2 separate regions of the Homo sapiens genome follow, and region 2 is linked to region 1. A link is an interaction called in ENCODE POLR2A ChIA-PET data of the cell type or tissue named here. Cell type or tissue: Caco-2. All regions are shown on one strand. Each heading gives the region's core, and the rest is flanking DNA. Links, peaks and the distances in the headings are about the cores only. Region 1 overlaps GABPB1 (GA binding protein transcription factor subunit beta 1). Region 2 has its middle 9.0 kb from the start of USP8.

Evidence for each region. Peaks named below come from ENCODE experiments on the same cell type or tissue, not always from the same donor. Only the 100,000 strongest peaks of a DNase experiment are listed, where the experiment ranks them.
Region 2: POLR2A ChIA-PET joins it to region 1 with 10 read pairs; 31 of 35 experiments call an interaction of 5 or more read pairs at or near these places.

Annotation. Positions count from the first base shown.
Region 1 is chr15:50,341,413-50,352,697 of GRCh38, reverse strand. All of the region lies in intron 1 of GABPB1 (GA binding protein transcription factor subunit beta 1), which reads left to right. GABPB1-IT1 (GABPB1 intronic transcript) reads left to right here. Exons shown (of 1, transcript NR_026891.1): 1 at 1-3,762. It also overlaps the pseudogene RNU6-94P. Among named protein-coding and RNA genes, the nearest start is that of GABPB1-AS1, 7.1 kb to the left of the region's middle. In Caco-2, for the core only: no CTCF peak of the experiment used is centred there; a DNase peak (open chromatin) is centred at 8,607.
Region 2 is chr15:50,409,633-50,421,175 of GRCh38, reverse strand. It overlaps the pseudogene AHCYP7. Among named protein-coding and RNA genes, the nearest start is that of USP8, 9.0 kb to the left of the region's middle. In Caco-2, for the core only: no CTCF peak of the experiment used is centred there; a DNase peak (open chromatin) is centred at 5,005.

The DNA.
Region 1 (11,285 bases), core at 1,941-9,940:
TACTTTTAATGTTTGCTGTTCAAACGAAAATAGATTGGATCTTGGTTAAGTTCACTTGGTTTGGCCAGGCACAGTGGCTCACGCCTGCAGTCCCAGCACTTGGGGAGGTGGAGGCGGGCCGATCACCTGAGGTCAAGAGTTTGAGACCAGCCTGGCTAACGCGGTGAAACCCCATTTCTACTAAAAATACAAAAAATTAGCTGGGCGTGGTGGTGCGCGCTTGTAATCCCAGCTACTCGGGAGGCTGAGGCAGGAGAATCGCTTGAGCCAGAGAGGCAAAGGTTGCAATAAGCCAAGATAGCGCCATTGCATTCCAGCTTGGGCAACAGGAGCGAAACTCTGTCTCAAAAAAAAAAAAAAAAGTATGCTTGGTTTTAGTGTGTTTTTTCCCATAACATTGTGTCATTGTAATGGACCACATCTCCTGTACCATGAATTTTTTTTTACTTTTTTCTTTTGCCCCTCAGTACCAGAAATATTAACAGGTAACAGGTAAAGTGCACGTCATGAGGAATTCAGAAATTCAGAAATTACATGAAGTTTTGCATCATGAATTTATTTTTGAGGGTGCACGAGGCAGTTACCCAGTCTCTGTTTGCAAGTAGCCTGAGTTCAGATGAACTCACTGATGGCCTCCATCTCTTCTGACTTTGCAAACGTTGAAAAACAAACCCACACAAAATCTTGAAGTTGAGAGCAACTTAGTTTCCTTAGTGTCATCCCTCTGCTCCCCTCTCCTCCCCAACAACTAGTATGGTTTCCAGCTAGTAATCACAATGTTTCTATAGCTCTGATGTGCCTACATTGGGATAGCTACAATTAGTATTATAGTTTTCTGAAGATGTTTGTTCCATCATGCTTTCTAGAAGGTAAATCTAGCACTAGATGAGATCAGTATTAGGGCCTGTGTTTTTTCTCAGTGTTGACATCACAGTGCTCTATACAAAGAAGATGCTTTGGTGCAATCAGCTGTCAGTTCAGTTGGTGGGCTAGTGCACCTTTCTGTCTCCCTCCCTCCCTCCCTCCCTCCCTCCCTCTTTCCTCTCTCCTTCTCCCTCTGTCCCTCTCCCTCTCTCTCCTTCCCTCCCTGTTTTCCCCTTTGCACCTCTTCTTTCTTTGACAGGGTCTTGCTTTCTCTGTTACCCAGGCTTAGTGCAGTGGTGCGATTATACTTCACTGCAAGCTCCACCTTTCAGGCTCGAGCGATCCTGCCTCTGCCTCAGCCTCCTGAGTAGTTGGGACTACAGGTACCTGCCAACATGTCTGGCTAATTTTTTAATTTTTTGTAGAGACGAGATCTCACTGTGTTGCCCAGGCTGGTCTCAAACTTCTGGACTCAAGTGATCCTCCCACCTTGGCCTCCCAAGTGTTGGGATTATAGGCGTCAGCCAACACACCCATCTGTGAATAATTCTGAAGTTGGTAGAACAGCTTATTGACAGAGCAAGGTGTTAGCCCCACTTTACTGTGTACTAGTTATATTATATTTGGGGTATTGTGTTGGCTTTTTGGGTAGCATACTATCATAAGTGAGACCTTGTATTCATTCTCAGACTTTATCAGAATCATCTGGAGAGCTAATAAAAAGCCACACAGAGGCCCAAACTTAAGTAGGGTAGGAACGGACCTTAATTTTTCTCATTTCCAAGGTGGTAGACACCTAAGTGTCAAAATCACTTATCTGTAGAGCATAAACGAGGACCTTGATCATGAGAGAAATGGAAATGAGAAAAAGTTGAAAAAATGGGATGTTTGACCTAAAGAAGAGGAGCTTCTTTTAAGAAGTAACAGCCACTTTTAAGGATTTGGAGTTCTGTCATGCAGAAGGATCAGATTTGACTTGACCAGAAGGAACTAGGGTCAGTGGGTGGAAGTTTAAAAGAAGCAGATTTCAATTCTCTTTCAAGATAAATTTCCTCAAAATTGTGAAAATAGAATGAGTTGTTTTGGGTGGTAGGCTGTTCCTGTTCACTGACAAATTGGGGATTCTAGAGTAGAGGAATCGTACTGAAGGAGAATTTGAGCTAGGTGTCTTCAAGTTACCTATAAACTTTGAGGTTTTATTAAATATGCCGAGGTTTACAGGTGGAAGAACAAAAAGCTAATTGAGTGAAACAAACTGGTTAACTTGATAATAGTTTTTGCCTTCCTGGATAAAGAGAAATGAGTATTAAGTGAGAAGGCTATTTAATGAAGGGCTTTAAACCACACTGTAATTTGGTAGATTCAGCAGCTTTAAAAATTGGCATACCTTCTGACATGGAAATTCCCTTTAAAGAATTTTTTTTTTGATGTAGTAAAGATGTGTGTGAATATTTAATTGTGAGCATACTAGATGCAGTATTGTTGATTATAAAAGCTGTGTATTAATGCCTTTAAGCCCCACGGTAATCATATGAAGTGGGTAGTACTATTTCTGCTTTTCAGAAGAAAAAACAGGCATAGAGAAATGAGGTTGCTTGCTCAAGGTACCTGAGTTAGTTAAGTGTTAGGGCCAGGACTTGAATCCAACCAGTGTGACTCTAGAGCCAGTACTATTGATCATTATATGGTAAAATTGTAAACAACCTAAATGTTTCACAGTGATTGTTAGGGTCCATCCCTACAGTGGGGTACTGCCTTCTCAGCCATGAAAATGATGATAGAATAATATAAAGACATGAAAGGATGTCTTGGTATATGTAAGTGAGAAAAAATAAATTTAAAAACATGATTCCATTTTGGTAAAAAAACCCAAAAATATATTATGTCTGGAAGGATATGTGCCAAATTGTTAAATGGTTATTTCTGAGTGTAGTTTTACAGGTGATTGTTTTCTTTTTGCTTATCCAAATTTTCTAACTTCTACAATGAATATAAATTATCTATCATGTTGTAATTAAGATATTAAGATGTAACTTTTCAATAAAAAATTAAATGTGTTAGCATAAGCTGAGAAATTTGGGTTTTATACTCTGCATTTTAAGCAAGTTTGTAGAAATTGTACATGAGAATTTGTAAATGCATGTAGTGTTTTGTAATTTTTTGTTTGATTCCTTATTCTAGAAGTAATATCAATTGAGTAGAGAAACATATCACTCCTACCACCCTACCATAATCAATTATTTTGTTGTGTGTTGTTACTCTTATGTGTAATATTTTAAATATTCATCCCAGTGTCATCCCAGTTAGTCATACTCTAGCTGTGTGATTTTAGGCAGTTTACTTAATCTCTCCGTGGCTCAGTTTCCTTCTTTGTAAAATGTGGATTATTATAATACTTAGCTCATGATGATTGGAAAGATTAAATGTTATTTCATATAAAGTGAACAGAACAGTACCTGAAACATAACAGTTAATAGCTCAATAAATGTTAGCAATTATAGGATCACAGTCCACCATTCAAACTCTTAGGGTCTAATAGGTTATGGAATTAGGAATTTTTTTTTTATATGGGCAAGGTAGTAATGTGTAGCCTTCCAATAGAGTCCAGTGCAATATCCCCCTTCAAAAGTGTTACTGTTTCTGCAACAAAATGTATGAATGTTCGCACTAAATAGGATAAAGACTGTAAATAGCTTCATATCAGTTTGGGTAAGGTTTACCACAAGATGAGTTATTTTGGGTTTCAGAAGTTTTTTGGATTTTTGGAATTGAAGATAAGGAACCTATAAAATATTAATTTTGAGTCCTATTTTATAATATTAAAACATCTTTTCATGGTATTTTATAGTTTTATAGTGCATGGTAAATTAAAGTCAATTAAAATGAAATAATGGAAAATGTCCACCTCCATCTCCTTTGATTTAAAAAATACTCAGCATACTGATACTATGATTTAAAAAAAATTTTTTTTTTGAGATGGAGTCTCACTCTGTCGCCAAGCTGGAATGCAGTGGCACGATCTTAGCTCAGTGCAATCTGCGCCTCCTGGGTTCAAGCGATTCTTCTGCCTCAGCCTCCCGAGTAGCTGGGACTACAGGTGCGCGCCACGACGCCCAGCTAATTTTTGCATTTTTAGTAGAAACGTGGTTTCACCATGTTGGTCAGGATGGTCTTGATCTCTTGACCTTGTGATCTGCCTGCCTCGGCCTCCCAAAGTGCAGCAATTACAGGTGTGAGCCACTGTGCCCAGCCAAAAAGTTTCAAAGTTTAAAAAAAAAAAAATGGCCGGGCTCAGTGTCTCATGCCTGTAATCCCAGCACTTTGGGAGGCCGAGGCGGGCGGATCACTTGAGGTCAAGAATTCGAGACCAGCCTGGCCAACATGGTGAAACGCCGTCCCTACTAAAAATACAAAAATTAGCCAGACGTGGTGTGTGCTTGTGTCTCGGCTACTCGGGAGGCCGAGGTGGGAGTATTCCTTTAGTCTGGGAGGCGGAGGTTGTAGTGAGCGGAGATTGTGCCACTGTACTGCAGCCTGGGTGACAGAGCAAGATTCTGTCTCCAAAAAAAATTTAAAAAACTACTCCTGTTGGTCCTGACTGTGATTCTATTTTAAAGAATATCTTAAACCCACTAATGCTGTGATTATATTACATAATGTAGAATCTTTTTCTGAAAGAGGCTTGAGCATTCCTATAACCCAATTAGCTTGTTTATGTCTCATTACACTTGAGGGATAAGATACTTTTACTATGGTGGTTTACTATAGTAGTGATTCTTTTTTTTTTTTTCCAGATGGAGTTTCACTCTGTCACCCAGGCTGGAGTGCAGTGGTGTGATCTAGGCTCACTGTAACCTCTGCCTCCCGGGTTCAAGTGATTCTCCCAAGTAGCTGCAGTTACAGGTGCCCGCCACCATGCCCAGCTAATTTTTGTATTTTTAGTAGAGACGGGGTTTAGCCATGTTGGCTAGGCTGGTCTCCAACTTCTGACTTCAAGTGATCTGCCCACCTTGGCCTCCCAAAGTGCTGAGATTACAGGTATAAGCCACTGCGCCCAGCCTATAGTAGTGATTCTTTAAAGGAGGTGGGTAGATGACACTGTGATACCTGTCTTTAATGCACCCATTCTGTGCATGTAGAGACTGAGGTGGTTGTAAAATTACAGTACTGAACTTTGGAATTAGGTCAATTCTTCTCATTATGATAACGGTTTTGGATGTATAGCCCCTTCTGACTCCTGGAATCCTTTATTTCCACAGCACTTCCCATGTATCCAAACAGAGGAAAAAATAATTAGTAGTATAGTGCTTGCTTCAGCAGCACATATACTAAAATTGGAACGATGCAGAGAAGATTTTCATGGTCCCTGCACAAGGATGACACATAAATTTATGATGTGTTCCATATTTATTATTATTTTTAATAATAAAAAATAAAAAAAATTTGTATGGTGTGTAAGTGAATGATCTAAAAAATTTCCTTTGTGCCCTAAATGACTTGTGTGAACTCTGTGATCTTTGCCAATGTGATTATTCTTCCTGTGTTCCTTTACTTGTTCCATTCATAGTGACCCTCAGTTTCTTGCCCTAAGTGCTATGGTCTAAAAGCTTGTGTCTCCCCATAATTCATGTTGAAATCTTAACCTCCAAGATGATGGCATTAGGAGATGGGGCCTTTGGGAGGTGATTAGCTCAGGTGGGTAGAGCCCTCAGGAGTGGGATTAGTGCTCTTAAAAAAGAGACTCCAGACCGGGTGCAGTGGGTCATGCTTGTAATCCCAGCACTTTGGGAGGCTGAGGTGGGTGGATCAGGAGGTCAGGAGTACAAGACCAGTTTGGCCAAGATGGTGAAACCCCATCTCTACTAAAAATACAAAAATTAGCCGGGCACAGTGGCAGGTGCCTGTAATCCCAGCTACTCAGGAGGTGGAGGCAGGAGAATCGCTTGAACCTGGGGGGGGCGGAGGTTGCAGTGAGCCGAGATGGCGCCACTGCACTCCAGCCTGGGCGACAGAGTGAGACTCTGTCTCAAAAAAAAAAAAAAAGACTCCAGACAGCTTGTTAGCTCTTTCTTCCACATGAGGTTACAGCAAAAAGACAGATGTCTAGAAGCTGGCCCTTACCAGATACTGAATCTGCCAGTGCCTTATTTTGGACTTCTCAGCCTCCTGGGCTGGGTGAGGTGGTTCACTACCAGCCTTGGCACCATAGTGAGACTCCCATCTCTACAAAAAAAAAAAAAAAAAAACTTTCTGTTGTTTGTAAGCTACCCAGTTTATGGTATTTTGTTACAGCAACCCAAACAGTCTGAGACGTTTAGCTTAACTCCTGTATGCACTAGATACAGTCTGCACTTTGACATCAATCACTTATTTTATATTTTACTGGACTCCTGTTGTCAGATTTTTCCACCATCGATTTCTTCTGTTTTCCCTCACAGGTCACAGCATATTTGTGGAGGAAGGTGAGTAATTATGAAGATTTCTTGGCCACTATAAATTTACGCTGAACAATTCCAAATAGGCCCCTCCTACTTCTTGGCAATCATCTTATTAATTGCATTTTTCTGTTGTCTCATATTCCTTCTTCCTCTTTAACTCTTAATAGATGCCATTTACTTCTATATAAGTGAAAAAGGAAAACAGGGTACAAGCTTGCACATTTTTTTTTCATTGTAACCATGACAAATCACTGTTCTTTCATCTTATTTTGTAAATTGAACGGAAGAAGAATCCTGCTGCCACAGTTAACTTTACCTCTCTGGTCACTTTGATTGTTATTTGCAATGTTTTTTCTTCCCTACCTTAAAATATGTACAGACTTCTCACCGGGCGTGGTGGCTCATGCCTGTAAACCCAGCACTTTGGGAGGCCAGGGCGGGTGGATCACGAGGTCAGGAGATCGAGACGATCCTGGCTAACACAGTGAAACCCCGTCTCTACTAAAAATAAAAAAAATTAGCTGGGCGTGGTGGCGAGCGCCTGTAGTTCCAGCTACTCGGGAGGCTGAGGCAGGAGAATGGCGTGTACCCGGGAGGCGGAGCTTGCAGTGAGCCGAGATCGCACCACTGCACTCCAGACTAGGCGACAGAGCGAGACTCCATCTAAAAAAAAAACAAAAAAAAATGTACAGACATCTGTACTTTGGGAGGAAAAAAAATCAATTTTGATGAACTGCTGCTACTGTTCTTTCTAGCTATCTGCTGCATTTCTCTTCATTTCAAAAATTTTAAGAATTGAATTACAATTGCTGCCGTGAGTTTTTACTTTTTTTTCGAAGACAGGGTCTCACTGTGTTGCCCAGGCTGGAGTACAATTGCAGCTCACTGCAGCCTTGACCTCCCCAGGCTCAGGTGATCCTCCTACCTCAGTTTCCCGAGTAGCTGGGACTACACGCATGTGTCACCATGCCTGGCTAATTTTTGTATTTTCCTGGTAGAGACAAGGTCTCACTGTGTTGGCCAGGCTAGTCAACTCCTGAGTTCTTTTACTACTACTTTCCTAACTTACGCAGTTTTGGAATAGCATAATTCAGATTGTCGCTTCAGAGGACATCTTTTTTGTCAATAATATTGGCTTCATCCTGACTCTTTTCAGCTAGTATATATGTGTTACTATTTCCACTGAGGCTTTTTAATGTTCTCTCCTTGCCGTTTGTGTTAGTTTGCCATCCTGGTTTTCCCTTCTGACTATTCTGTTTTCTTTGTTGTTTCATGAGCCTCTTAGCACTGTTAGTCTCATCAGTACTTGATTATTCCCCTCTTAGATGTTTTATATGCTGATGACTCCCAAATGTGTGTCCCATCCATGTTTGATGCTCCAGTAGTTTACTGGATATTTCTGTTGGAACGCTCAAGGAATTTCCATCACTTTTAGATTTATTATTATTCAGCCTCTCACCTGCTTTCACCATTTCTTTTAATTTTATCATACTTAAATTTTGAAGTAGTCTGCGATGCATACTTTTGCTTTATTTATTTATTATTTTTTGTTTTTTTGAGACGGAGTTTCATTCTTGTTGCCCAAGCTGGAGTGCAATGGCGCAATCTTGGCTCACTGCAACCTCTGCCTCCTAGGTTCAAGCGATTGTCCTGCCTCAGCCTCCTGAGTAGCTGGGATTTCAGGCGTGCACCACCATGCCTGGCTAATTTTGTATTTTTAGTAGAGATGGGATTTCTCCATGTTGGTCAGGCTGGTCTCAAACTCCCAACCTCAGGTGCCGCCCTCCTCGGCCTCCCAAAGTGCAGGCGTTACAGGCGTGAGCACAGTTTTTTACTCTTTATTGGCTCCCAGTTTGTCTTGGAATTCTGCATTGCCTATTATTTGCTTCCTTTAAACTTTAGATTTTCCTTCCTTGCATCCTTTTTGCATATGGCTGCCAGAATGATTTTCCTGAAAATATTTTGAACCCATTGCTAAACATATAAGCCTGAGGAGAGAACATGTGCTATTGACCTTTGCACTGTCTATTCTGTCAAACAAAGTGAATTGAACCTTGCTGAATAAATGTTTGAAAGGGTCACCATTTGCTCAAAAATTTGAATGACTCCCAGTTGTTTACAAGATAAAGTCCAAATTCTACTTTCTGACTTTCAAACCTTTTTATATTCTTCTTCAGCCTTATTCCTTACTGTTTAACATTATCAAGCTGGTGTTTACTCTGTAATATACCTTGCTTAAGCACAACTCCATGCATTCTTCCTTTCCTTGCCTGTCAGAGCCTACTCAGGGATGTTTGCCCTGCGGCTGGCACTGTTCTAATCTCTGATGTTATAGTAATGAACAAAAGAGAAGACAAAGTCCCGTTTTCTTGGAGCTGACGTTTGTGGGGAGGGACACATAGTAAACAAATACGTGATGTTAGGTGGTAATGAGTAAAATGAAAAGGAATAAAAGTAGGTAATAAAAGATGATTGTTTATTCTGACTTCCAATAAAAAATATATCTTACATGGTAATTATATATGTTACTATGTGCATGTGTGGTAACTACATTTGATTGGCCAGGTGTGGTGGCTCATGCCTGTAATCCCAGCACTTTGGGAGGCCGAGGCGGGCAGATCATGAGGTCAGGAGATCAAGACCATCCTGGCCGACATGGTGAAACCTCATCTCTACTAAAAATACAAAAACTAGCTAGGCGTGGTGGTGTGTGCCTGTAGTCCCAGCCACTCGGGAGGCTGAGGCAGGAGAATCGCTTGAACCTGGGAGGTGGAGGCTGCAGTGAGCCGAGATGGCACCACTGCACCTCCAGCCTGGTGACAGAGCGAGACTCCATCTAAAAAAAAAAGAGGTGAGGGGATAGATTGGTGGGATGTGGTAGCTATCTTAGGTGGTCTGGGAAAGCTGCTCCCTGGGTGTCCTAGAGTGCAGGAGCAAGCCATACAGTATCTAAGTGAAGAGTTCTAGACAGCAGAACCAACTTGTGCTAGACCCTAAAGTGCGAACACATTTGCCTTGTTCAAAGAATTGCTGACTTTTGTGGCTAGAGCACAGTGACTAAGGGGGAGAATGATAGATGAGCTGAGAAGAGATGATGGGGAGATTGATAGATGAGCTGAGAAGAGATGATGGGGAGATTGATAGATGAGCTGAGAAGAGATGATGGGGAGACAGATTATGCTTCAAATGTTAAGTCCTGCGGGGCACGGTGGCTCACGCCTGTAATCCCAGCACTTTGGGAGGCCGAGGCGGGTGGATCACGAAGTCAGGAGATCGAGACCATCCTGGCTAACATGGTGAAACCCCGTCTCTACTAAAAATACAAAAAATTAGCCGGGTGTGGTGGTGGGCGCCTGTAGTCCCAGCTACTCGGGACGCTGAGGCAGGAGAATGGCGTGAACCCGGGAGGCGGACTTGCAGTGAGCCAAGATCGTGCCACTGCACTCCAGCCTGGGCGACAGAGCGAGACTCCATCTCAAAACAAACAAACAAACAAACAAAAACAAATGTTAAGTCCTTCATTGAAGAGGCCTTCTTTGACTACTACAACTTGTTAATATAAACCTTGAAACCTATCTAACAACTATAGAAGTAGCTCTCAGATGATTGTTTATTCTGACTCCCAATAAAAAATATATCTTACATGGTAATTATCTATATATGTTACTATGTGCATGTGTGATAACTACATTTGATATATGCTGATATTTTCAAAAACATTGGCTTTAACCTACTAAAGTGATTTCACAGTCTGTTAATAGGTCATGACCAACAGTTTGAAGAGCACTGATCTATGGTGTCTATACCCACTTAAACAAAACACTGAACTACAAACTACTTTTGTTATAATCTACAAATTTTTTCAGTTTGTGAAATATTTTTGGTTAAAGATCTTGCCTTTAATTTTTGTGTGTAGGTTTACAGTGTTTATAATAATGCTGAATAGAAAGGACTTGTTTAATTTAGCAAACATCTGTTGAGTGGTATATTAGAAGCTGCTAGATACTAAAATACACATAAGAATAAGATAAACCATTAGCCTTTACTCCTATAAGGGTTAAAAAAAAAAAAGAGATCAATCCTTGTCTGAATTCCTAAGGCTTATGGGAGAGGAAAGCTTATAAATAAATCATTTGTAATGTGATGGAATCTATCTAATAATGGAAGTGTGTTAAGGCCACAATGAGAGAATAAAGAAGTGATTAATTCATTTTGCTGAGGTCAAGGGAAACTTATCGGAGGAGGTAATGTCTGAACTGCGTTTGGAGGGAGAATAGGACTACTTAGGTAAGTTCGGGAGGGGAAGACGTCTTAGGCTGGATAACATATAAAGGAGTAGAATCATGAGACAGAATAGCACATGAGGGTATTGTAAATAACCCTGTATTAAAATATAAATCCAAGGGGTAAGTGGTGAGTGATGAGGCTGCAGTGAGGCACAGGTCATATCCTTAAAGGTCTGAGACGCGTTGGAGTTACCACTTATTTAATGATTATGCATATTAGGGGAAAATACTGTATAGTCAGAATTAACTTGTAGGAAGTTGCCATTTGGGAAGTAAGGTACCATCTCTCAATAATTCCAAAACAGTCAGTTTTTCCTCTAGTGATGAAATATATCACTGTTTCCTCAATTGTGCCCTAGAGGAAGACGGTTTACATTTGTGGGCTATGTTGTACAAAATAAAATCTTATAAAACGTTAACTTATCCATTGCAATGAGAAGTTCATTCCATAAGATGCATTTGAGAACTGAGACCTACTGAGGAAATAGATTCATATTTCAGGCTCATGCTGGGACTTATGTTTATTAAGTAGAATGGTGAGTAGCCAACTGTTTAAATCATTTTCTTTTTTTTTTTGAGATGGGGTTTCACTCTTGTTGCCCAGGCTGGAGTGCAATGGCGCGATCTCGGCTCACTGCAACCTTCACCTCCCAGGTTCAAGTGATTCTCCTGCCTCAGCCTCCCGGGGTAGCTGGAA
Region 2 (11,543 bases), core at 1,306-9,305, 69 kb before region 1:
GTGAAGACCCTGTCTCTTTGAAAAAAATAATAATAACGATAATTAATTTTTAAAAACCCCTTTTTAATTTCCCAACATTTTTTGGCTACTATGATCTCTAAGTGTTACTTCAAATAATTTCCAGTGAATCCACACTTGATGTTGCAGAGCCTGAGTTTGCTGCAGAAATATAATTTCCCACACTCTATGCCTAAAGGGGATTCAGAGCTATCACTGAAAACCAAAAGTATTGGTTTTTAAAGGTGCTTAGACAAAAAAGTCAGGAAAGGCACTCTAAATGTTTAACAGCAATCATCTTTGGGGTATGGGCATCTTGGTAGGTACAGTGTGGTGGATGTCCGTATTTTATCCACCTGAGAGATTATTTGAACTTGTTACACTGAATGTGTATTACTTTTATAATAAAAAATAATTAAGATTTAAAACAATGTATTTGATTAGTAAAAAGCAAATTATATAAATCAGTTTAATAATAATGTTAAGGAGGCCATTAAACAATGATTTGACCAAATCCATATCAAAGTTTGATTGAATTTTTTGGAAATCAGATATTGTGTTACTCTCTGCCCTGTTCTCTGTGAAGTCTTTTCCTTAAACAACTACAAACTTATATGAATAATAGTTCACAAAACTTTGTTGTCCTCTTCCTCTGTAGAAATTAAAACCAAATATATATAATTGAGAAATAATTATAATACTCTTCATTCCTATAAAAGTAATTAAGATAGACCTATAGGATTGTTGAGTATGGCTGCTAAATACAGTAACTAGTAACCACAGCTAGTTGTAAAATTAAAAATTCAGTTCAGTCAAAATATCCATATTTCAAGTGCTCAACAGCCCCTGGTAACTATTGGTTACCTTATTGACCAGCAGATACAGGCTACTTCCATTATTAAAGAAAGCTCTAATGGACAGCACTGGACTAGGGCATGTATTCTGTATTTTTCCCCTCACCCACCATCCAGTAATGAATAATAGTAAAGAGTAAAAGCAAAAAAAAAAAAAAAAAAGTATTGTAACAAACCAGGCAGCAGTATCTATGGCACCTAGAATCTAAGCGGTCATCAGCTGTTTAGAGGCATGGCCTGTATTTGATCACAGCTTCAATTTACATGCCATCCAGCATAAGCAGTAGTCCAAAATCTGGTTCATCTTCCATTCATTTAACAAGTACTTACTGAATGCATGTTCTATGCCAGGCATTGTTTTAGATTCACAATATAAAATTCCTGCTCAACACGGAGCTGACTTACATTCTAGTCGAGGAGACATACAATAAGCAAATACACGTAGACTATGTCAGGTGTTGTTAAGTGCTAGAAGTGTTAGAAGAAAAATAAAACAGGATAAAGGACTAGCAAGGACAGTGGTTTTTGTTTGTTTGTGGGTTTTGTTGTTGTTGTTGTTATTGTTGTTTTTGAGACAGGGTCTTGCTCTGTTGCCCAAGCTGGAGTACAGTGGCATGTTCATGGCTCATTGCAGCTTCAATCTCCCAGGCTCAAGTGACCGTCCCACCTCAGCCTCTCTAGTAGCTGGGACTATACACATGCACCACTATCCCCAACTAATTTTTGTATTTTTTGTAGAGATGGGGTTTCACCTTGTCATTCAGGCTGGTCTTGAACTCCTGGCTGAAGTGATTCTCCTGCCTAGGCCTCCCAAAGTGCTGGGATTACAGGTGTGAGCCACTGTGCCTGGCCAACAGTGATTGTGTGTGTGTGTGTGTGTGTGTGTTTTGGCACTAAGATTTTTATGTACCCACCTTGTTGCTTTCTTTAAACATTATATAAACATAAGCCAAATTATTTTCTGGGGTTGTGATAGAAACCATCTTGTTACAAAGTGGTGGCAGATCTATGCTTTTACGTTTTAATGGCCCCTCTCAACCTCTGGCTGTTACTTCTCTGTCTTTTCTCAGTTGTGCCTTAACAGTCTATTCTAACCCCTGTAAAACAAGGACTAAAAGTACCAACCTCATTGTTATGAGGTTTAAGAGAAGGCCCATCACTAAGCCAGGCTCTCAGGAAAATTCAAACAGTTCCTCCTTGCCCTTCAATATAGCTCCTTCTCATCTGTCATGGGCTGAGGAACCACTGAGCCTGTAAACCAAGCACAGGGGTATAAGTCCACAGACCAGGTGAAGGCCTAGATGGTAAAGTATTAATACATGGGTTTTGTGACTCCACTACCAACTTCCAGGCTAAGGAAGGACTGACTTAGTGAGCAGTTCCAAGACCACTGAGCTTATGGTTCCCTGTGGTTGCCTCCCTTGTACCTCCATCATGATCAGGGCTTGAGGAGGGTCCTCTCAATTCCCTTTGCCACACTTGGAAAAGCATGAGGGATGAGTGACCAGCCCCAGGGAGTCGATGGGGAATACTGGCAAGCCAATCACAAAGTTGGTGCCATTTGCTCTTAGGGAGGAGAGGCGGGGCCTGGGCAAGGACGACAGCTGGAAGGTGAAGGACAGGCCTGGCTCTCAGTAGTGGTAGTGATCCAGCTTGAAGAGACTATCACAGGACATGCCCAGGTACTGGGCCTGCTTCTCAGTCTGCTTGGTCAGTTTCATGTTCACCTTGCCCAGATGGGCTTCAGCCACTGCCTCATCCAGCTTCCTGGGCAGGAAGTGAACCTCAATGGGGTACTTATCTGAGTGGGTCCACAGCTCAATCTGCACCATCACATGGTTGGTGAAGGAGTTACTCATCACAAAGCTGGGTTGGTCCATAGCACAACCCAGGTAGACCAGCTGACACTCAGCCAGCAGGATGGTGCCACGCCCATTCTTTAGCCAGTACTAGTCCATCTGGAGTTGATGTTCACCTTCTTCATAGCATTCTTGTTGAGCCACCTGACATCGATTTTCACGTCAAAGTGTCCAGTGTTACACACGATGGCATCATCCTTCATCTGTTCAAAGTGCCTGTTGGGCAGCTAGCCAAGGATGATGTCAACACAGCCTGTGGTGGTGACAAAGATGTTGCCCTCCTGACAGGCCTTGTCCATGGTGGTCCCCTCATAGCGCTGCATGGCAGCCTGCAGTGCATTGATGGGGTCGATCTCGGTGATAATGACGTGAGCCCCGAATCCCTGCAGGGCCTGGGCACAGCCCTTGCCCACATCACCATAGACCGCTACCACAGCTACCTTGCTGGCAATCATCACACCTATGGCCTACTTGATGCCATCTGGGGAGGGACTGGTGGCAGCCATAGAGGTTGTCAAACTTGCTCTTGGTGACAGAATCATTAACGTTGATGGTGGACACCTTCAGGATCCCATTGGCCATCATCTTGTATAGGTTGTGGACCTCAGTCATGGTCTCCTCGGAGATGTCTCTGATGCCCGACAAGAGCTGTGGGTACTTAGTGTGAGTGAGGTTGGTGAGGCCCCCAGTGATGTCCAGAATCATGTTGAGGAGCTTGTCCTTGAAGTACAGTGTCTGCTTGGTGCACCAAAGGTACTTCTCCTCCGTTTCTCCCTTCCAGGCGTTCACTGGAATCCCAGCCTTGGCAATGGCAGCTGCTGCATGGTCCTGGGTGGAGAAGATGTTGCAGCTGGACCACTGCACTTCAGCACCCAGGACAAGGAGGGTCTCAGTGAGGACGACTGTCTCCACAGTCATGTGCAGGCAGCCAGTGATGCGGACGCTCTTCAGTGGCTTGGAGGCTGAGTACAGCTCCTACACGTGCATCAGGCCTGGCTTCTTGTTCTCCTCAGTGTCCAGGGCCTTGCATCCCCAGGCGGCCAAACCAATGTCAGCAACCTCGTAGAGTAGTTAATGAGACATTCTGGCGGTGCTTCTGCACAGAATGATGGACACGGGAAAAGGGGACCAAGCCTCAAACCGGGGACAGGCACAGGGCCGGCAGCACTGGGCAGGGCAACAGTGGTATTTGTAATGGGATAGTCAGGGAAGGACTCCCTGTGAAAGTGACATTTCCATAGAGCCTTTGGTGAAGAGAGGGAACAAGCCATGGATACATGTGGGAGAAGAGCAACCAGGCAGTGGGAGCAGCACAGGTGAAGGCAGTGAGGCAGGAAAAGGTGGGTGTGCTGGAGGAACAGCAAGGAGGCCATATGGCTGGCATAGAGTGAATGAGTGGGATCATGATAAGAGATGATCTCAGATGGGTGGGAAGGGAATGGAGCAGAGATTACGTAGGGCTTTGTAGGTCACTAAAATATGTTTATCCAGAATAATGCAAGAAGTGAATAATGTTAGTAATTTATTTAAAAATCATAGCTTTTATTCATATGATACAATTAGCAACATTGTATAAAAATTTTCATTCCAATTTTTTTTTTTAGCCAAAGCATAAGTATCCTGTGGTTTCTTTACTGAGCATTTATTCTTTTCTATCCATCTGTTTTTTATTGCCTAAAGACAATGATTACCACTGGTAAAGCCTTCACATAAAATAAATTTAACGCTTATTTGAGCAATAAAGGATTCATGAATGAGGCAGCACTCAAAATTGGAATAAGTTCAAGGCTGGGTGCAGTGGCTCATGCCTGTAATTCTAATACTTTAGGAAACTGAGGTGGAAGGATCGCTTGAGCCTAGGAATTCAAAACGAGCCTAGGCAACATGGTGAGACCTTGTCTCTACCAAAAAGTTAAAAAAAAAAAAATAGCCCAGCATGGTGGTGCATGCCTGTAGTCCCAGTTACTTGGGAGGCTGAGGTGGGAGGATGGCTTGGACCCGGGTCAAGTCTGCAGTGAGGTGTGATTGTGCCACTGCCCTCCAGCCTGGGTGACAGCACAAGACTTTGTCTCAAAAAAAAAAAAAAAAAAAAGAATAACTTCAGAGAGCTCCACTTTAACAGCATGAGCAGCAGCATGCTTATAGGCTGAACATGGAGGCAAAAGTAAAGAAGTTACTTCATTGGCTACAGCTAGGCATTTGCCTTGCTTAGGTATGATCCAGTGAAAGTCCCTAGTTATATAACTAACAGCTGGCTGGCTGTTTGTCATTGGCTGGTAGTTGGCTCTATGATTGGCTGAAGCATGGCTTGGGGTGTGTGTGTGTGTGTGTGTGTGTGTGTGTGTGTATGTTTAAATGTAATCAGTTTCCCAGAGGACGAAGAGAAGCTAAGCAGAGCATACATGCTCAAGTATTTACATCTCAAATTTACCCACCAAATAAATGACTTCCCTGGGAAGAGCTAATAAAGAGGTGCAGGAAGGTCAGGAGTTACACTAATTACATTCCCTCCACAAGGAAGAAACATCAAAAATGGGAGAGAAAGTTCCTCCCTCGCGATTGTCCAACAATCTAAAAAAAAAAAAAAAACTCTAGTTCACAGACATGTAAGATATTAGCATTATGAAAAAGAGGAACATTTGCTAGAATTTAAAGACCCAGAGATTTGACAATGCATATGAATAGCTAAAGATAATACACCCATATCATAAGTAATCTTTTTCTTTTCTTTTCTTTTTTTTTTTTTTTTTGAGACGGAATCTCACTCTTTTTGCCTAGGCTGGAGTGCAGTGGTGCGATCTCAGCTCACTGCAACCTCCACCTCCTGGGCTCAAGCGATTCTCCTGTCTCAGCCTCCTAAGTAGCTGGGATTACAGGCTCACGCCATCAGGCCTGGCTAATTTTTGTATTTTTAGTAGAGATGTGTTGGCCAGGCTGGTCTCAAACTTCTGACCTCAGGTGATCCACCTGCCTTGGCTTCCCTAAGTGCTAGGATTACAGGCGTGAGCCACCGCACCTGGCCCCACAAGTAATTTTTTTCAATTCTCTTCCAGATTTTCTTTTCCAGAGACAGGGTCTCTGTCTGTCACCCAGGCTATAGTGCAATGGCACAATCAGACCTCACTGCAGCCTTGAACTCTTGGCTTCAAGTGATCCTCCCACCTTGGCCTCCCAAAGCCCTGGGATCACAGGTGTGAGCACCATAGCAGGCCTCTTCCAGCTTTTTTTTTTTTTTTTTTTTAAATATTTGGGCTTTACTCCTGATTTCAGGCAATGATAAACTAAGTTTACATTAGCAAGAAAATGGTGACAGAGGGAAGAGGGGAAAAGTAAGAAAGGTCAGGAAGTAAGGGAATTAGGAACAAAGAAGAAAAGAGAAAGGAAGATGAGATAATTGTTTTTAGAAAGTAGGTGTAAATAGTCTCAGACTTTTTCTATGCATCTCCACTGCATTCTACAGAGTTGAGAGAAAGTCGATAAAAAATTTTAATTAGTTACAAGGAATTCCTCTAAATTAAGTTTTGGTTTGCTTGTGTAAGGTTTCTGGGTGCAGAAACAACCCCAGGCTAATGGCCTTCTGCTTATTTTGCTTTAACACCATATCAGACCAGTTGCATGGCCCATTAAACACTTTATCTCTAGAGGATGCATCACCAGACAAAATGGTGGCAAGTCTTGGCTGTCCTCCTAGATATCAACATCAAAGGTTAGGTACTTACCACTCTTTGCGCTTCACTAGGACTCTATCAGCCACTGGTTTATCTTAACTTATAAAAAAAATTGATTAATTCCCCACCTAGGGTCATATGAATTTTATTTATTTATGTTTATTTATTTATTTATTTTGAGACAGAGTTTTGCTGTGCCAACCAGGCTGGAGTGCAGTGGCTCCATCTCGGCTCACTGCAACCTCCGCCTCCCGGGTTCAAGCACTTCTCATGCCTCAGCCTCCCAAGTAGCTGGGATTACAGGTGCGCACCACCACGCTGACTAATTTTTGTAGTTTTAGTAGAGATGGGGTTTCACCATGTTGGCCAGGCTGCTCTTAAAATCCTGACCTCAGGTAATCCACCCACCTCGGCCTCCCAAAATGCTGGGATTACAGGCATGAGCCACCACACCTGGACAAATTTTATTGATTTTTATTTATTTATATTTTTGAGACAGGGTTTTGTTGTGTCACCCAGACTGGACTGTAGTGGCAAAATCACAGTTCACTGCAGCCTTGACCTCCTGGGCTCAAGCAATCCTCCCACCTCAGCCACCCAAGTAGCTGGGACTATAGACGTGCACTACCACGCCAGACTAATTAAAAAAAAATTTTTTTTTTTTTGGTAGAAACTCACTATGTTGCCCAGGCTGGTCTTGAATACTCCTGGGTTCAAGCAGTCCTCCTGCCTTGGCTTCCAAAAATGCTGGGATTACAGGTGTGAGCCACCACATTGGCTGAGTTTTATTTATTTATTTTTATTTTTTGAGATGTAGTCCTGCTCTTTTGCCCAGGCTGGAGTGCACTGGCGCGATCTCGTCTCACTGCAACCTCCGCCTCCCGGGTTCAAGCAATTCTCCTGTCTCAGCCTCCTGAGTTGCTGGGACTATAGGCACATGCCACCACCCCCAGCTAATTTCTTCTGTATTTTTAGTAGAGACAGGGTTTCACCATATTGGTCAGGCTGGTCTCGAACTCCTGACCTCAGGTAATCCACCCACCTCAGCCTCCCAAAGTGCTGGGATTAAAGGCGTGAGCTATCACACCTGGCCTGAGTTTTACTTTTTAATATGAAGTTATACTTCTCTCTAACTGGACTAAACTTACCTCAATAAGGTAAGAGATGCCCTCTCATTCTATGATTTCATGAGTTAATGAACAACTCTGTTTACTTTTTATCCCTTCTTAATTTTACAGTTAGGTCTTCTCTCTGCCCTTGTTTGTTTCATTTAAGATAATTAGAGTTTTAATCTGGTTAGTATGTTATTGAGGGGTTCCCCATTTCACTGATTACTTTGTCTTCTTCTGAACCTTCCCTGCTTTTAGTAGCTCTTTCTCACAGTTGTGATACTTGGGATACAGTATTAGAAATGGAGATACACATGGTTTTATCCCAACAAGGGAAAGTTTTCAGTGTTTGAGCCTATCACACAAAATTTTTACCTACTGATGGAGGTCAGCAAAGACTTACTTAATCCTCTTCTTCTTCTTCTTTTTTTTTTTTTTTTTTTTTGTTGTTGTTGTTGAGACGGAGTCTTGCTCTGTCACCCAGGCTAGAGTGAAGTGGCGCCATGTAGGCTCACTGCAACCTTTGCCTCCCAGGTTCAAGCGATTCTCCTGCCTTAGCCTCCTGAGTAGCTAGGACTACAGGCATGTGCCACCACGCCTGGCTACTTTTTTGTATTTTTAGTAGAAATGGGTTTTCACCATGTTGGCCAGGCTGGTCTCAAACTCCTGACTTCAAGCAATCAGCCTGCCTCGACCTCCCAAAGTGCTGGGATTATAGGCGTGAGCCACTGTGCCCGGCCAGTCTTACTTAATCTTTTTATGAACTCAGCCATAAAAAGGAATGAAATAATGTCTTTTGTAGCAACTTGGTTGGAGCTGGAGGCCATTATTCTAAGTAACTCAGAAATGAAAAACCAAATATCATATGTTCTCACTTATAAGTGGGAGCTAAACTATGAGGATGTAAAGGCATAAGAATGATATAACATACTCTGGAAACTTGGGAGGAGAAGGGAGAGGGATGAGAGGGATAAAAGACTACATATAGCAGTCTTTTGGGCACACCTTACACTGCTCAGGTGATGGGTGCACCAGAATCTCAGAAATCACTACTAAATAACTTATCCAGGTAACTGAAAACCACCTGTACCCCAAAAACTATTGAAATAAAAATAAAAATAAACTTCTTATGAATTGTCTCTGCAATTTTGTCATATTAACATTAACTGGCAAAAAGAGAATCCCATTCAACAACCATAGGAACTGTTGAGCTATAAATGTACTGAATTGAGATCATAACATCAACACACATACTTAAGTATTTTCTATATATTTACAAAAAATAGCTATTAAGTTTTAGCTGTAGTAATATTTTAAAGGAAGCACATAATTTAAAGAAGATACTTCAAGTCAAAATTCTAAAAAAATTATGGCTGGGCACAGTGGTTTACACCTGTAATCCCAGCACTTTGAGAAGCCAAATCAGTATAATATCTTGAAGACAGGAGTTTGAGACCAGCCTGGGCAACATAGTGAGACCCTGCCTCAATGGTAATAATAATAATAATAAGTTGTATGAAGTGGCTCATGCCTGTAGTCTCAGCTACATGGGAGGCTGGGGTGGGAGGACTGCTTGAGCCTAAGAGATTGAGGCTGCAGAGAGCCATGATTGCATCACTGCACTCCAGCGTGGGCGACACAGCAAGATCTTGTCTTTAAAAAGAGAAAAAAATTCTAAAAAAAATTTCTGCAATTTATTCTCCTTTATGTGACTCCTAACTAACAAGTAATATGAGGTCATCTATGGGAATAGAAATGTGATGTTTTTATGGAGTGTTTACTTCTTCCAAATCATTGGCAAATGTATTAAATAATACATGCCTGGTGGTTTTCAAACTTCCATGTTATCAAGCAATACATGGCTTGAATAAACAGCACAACAACACCCAGTGTAGGCCCAAAACAAAAACTTGCAAACTCAGGGCTAAACAAATGCATGGGATCCCCTAGTCTCTCACCAACCCATAGAAAGCTGTGTTCGCTGCTGATATGACTGGACGCACCTTTGAAAGTGTTTCAGAAGAGAGATCAGACTCACTGCCACTTCACTTATCCATGAAGGAGTTTGGAGGGAGCAGAGATCACTCAGCCAATTTGGAAAACTTGGAGTTTTTCTATTGGGGTTAAAATAGTGTTGGTCTATGTATGTAACATAGCTTTTTTTTTTTTTTTTTTTTTTTTTTTGAGACAGAGTTTTGCTCTTGTTGCCCAGGCTGGAATGCAATGGCACGATCTTGGCTCACGGCAACCTCCACCTCCCAGGTTCAAGCGATTCTCAAGTAGCTGGGATTACAGGCATGCGCCACGAAGCCCGGCTAATTTTGTATTTTTAGTAGATATGGGGTTTCTCCATGTGGGTCAGGCTGGTCTCGAACTCCCAACCTCAGGTGTTCCGCCCACCTCGGCCTCCCAAAGTGCTGGGATTACAGGCGTGAGCCACTGCGCCTGGCCATATGTAACAAGCTTTTAGACACCCATCAGCTGGGGAGTTTTCCATATCAATCCTGGTTTCTGCCTTAGGCTGAGCCAGCTTGTTGCTAAGCTGCCCGATGAGAGCCAGAGTACCTGTGTTATCTAGCAGACAGATGAGTGTGTCTTTCCTCAAGTATGCATAACAGCCATCCTGGTGTTTTCACTCAGTAGGTAAAGAGATGGAGCCAAGAAGATTTTTTTTTTTGAGACAGAATCTCACTCTGTGGCCCAGTCTAGAATGCAGTGGAGCGATCTCAGCTTTCTGCAACCTCCACCTCTTGGGTTTAAGCAATTCTCCTGCCTCAACCTCTGGAGTAGCTGCGACTACAGGTGTGTGCCACCACGCCCAGCTAATTTTTGTGTTTTTAGTAGAGATGGGATTTTGCCATGTTGGCCAGGCTGGTCTCCAACTCCTGACCTCAAGCAATCCACCCGCCTCGGCCTCCCAAAGTGCTGGGATTATAGGCGTGAGCCACTGCAACCAGTCCCAAGAAGCATTTTTAAATGCTCATGGTGACTCTCATGCTGGTGGTCACAGATTGCCCCTGAAGAAAGAAACACTACTTTACTCAGTCATGAGACAACATTCTCCTCAATCTGAATTTGCTTTTTAAATAGCTGTGAGAAATCTTGCGGAAGATTTTTGAAATTTTAACTAGATGATGAGATTCTTTATATAGTTACTGGGAGTTTATAATCTTATCTCTGTAATATTTTTAAATTCTAAATCTCCCAGTATGTCATTCTATAATCTGCCAAATACAGAGGTACAATGTATAAATCACTTTTAATGGTTCTTTTTGTGATAGAAATGTATGAAAGGGCGATACCATTCTGGTTGTTTTTCCTACATTTATATAACAAATTATAACAAAACTGTTAAAAAAGTTTTGTCACAGAGGTGCGAGTATATTAGGTATGTAAACATGTAGTAAGTGTGAATGTGTGTCCTCTCTGTGGGTCAGAATAGTGTGTGAACTGGGTATTTCTATGATTACACAGTACCTCTGTAGATAGGTGAGCATATTTCAGAATGTAATGGAGTGTCTGTGTATTGTATATGAATGGAGAAAAATGGGATGACTGGATGAGCTTGTTTACATATCTCTGTCTAGGAGTGTGATAATTTAGATTATGGGAAAATTCTTAAGTAGACTTTTTCATTGTTTCATAATTGGACTGTATGGAAAAGATCAAGTGATTTATATTTTCTTCTTTTTATGAGAAAAGTGTCAAATATGATTAGCAGATTATATTGATGATTTCTGTTGTTCCAACTCATGTTTCAATATGGACAAACACAAAATTTTCATAGAATCTTGTATATGAAAAAATCTCATATTCATGTTACAAAAGGATTAAATATACACAGTAGGTGCTCAATGTATGCTACCTGACTGCTAATGTAGCTGACACCAAGGAGGGAAAATTAAGGAGTGGTTTAGTACCCTTCAATAATCTCCACCAGCAACCCCCCCTCCTATTCTTTAATGGAGACAGGGAATACTTTTATCAATTTTGTTGTAAATTACCATGTAAACGCACCTTCAAGCCTGCCCTTCCAACCTGATTGGGTTCCTATGC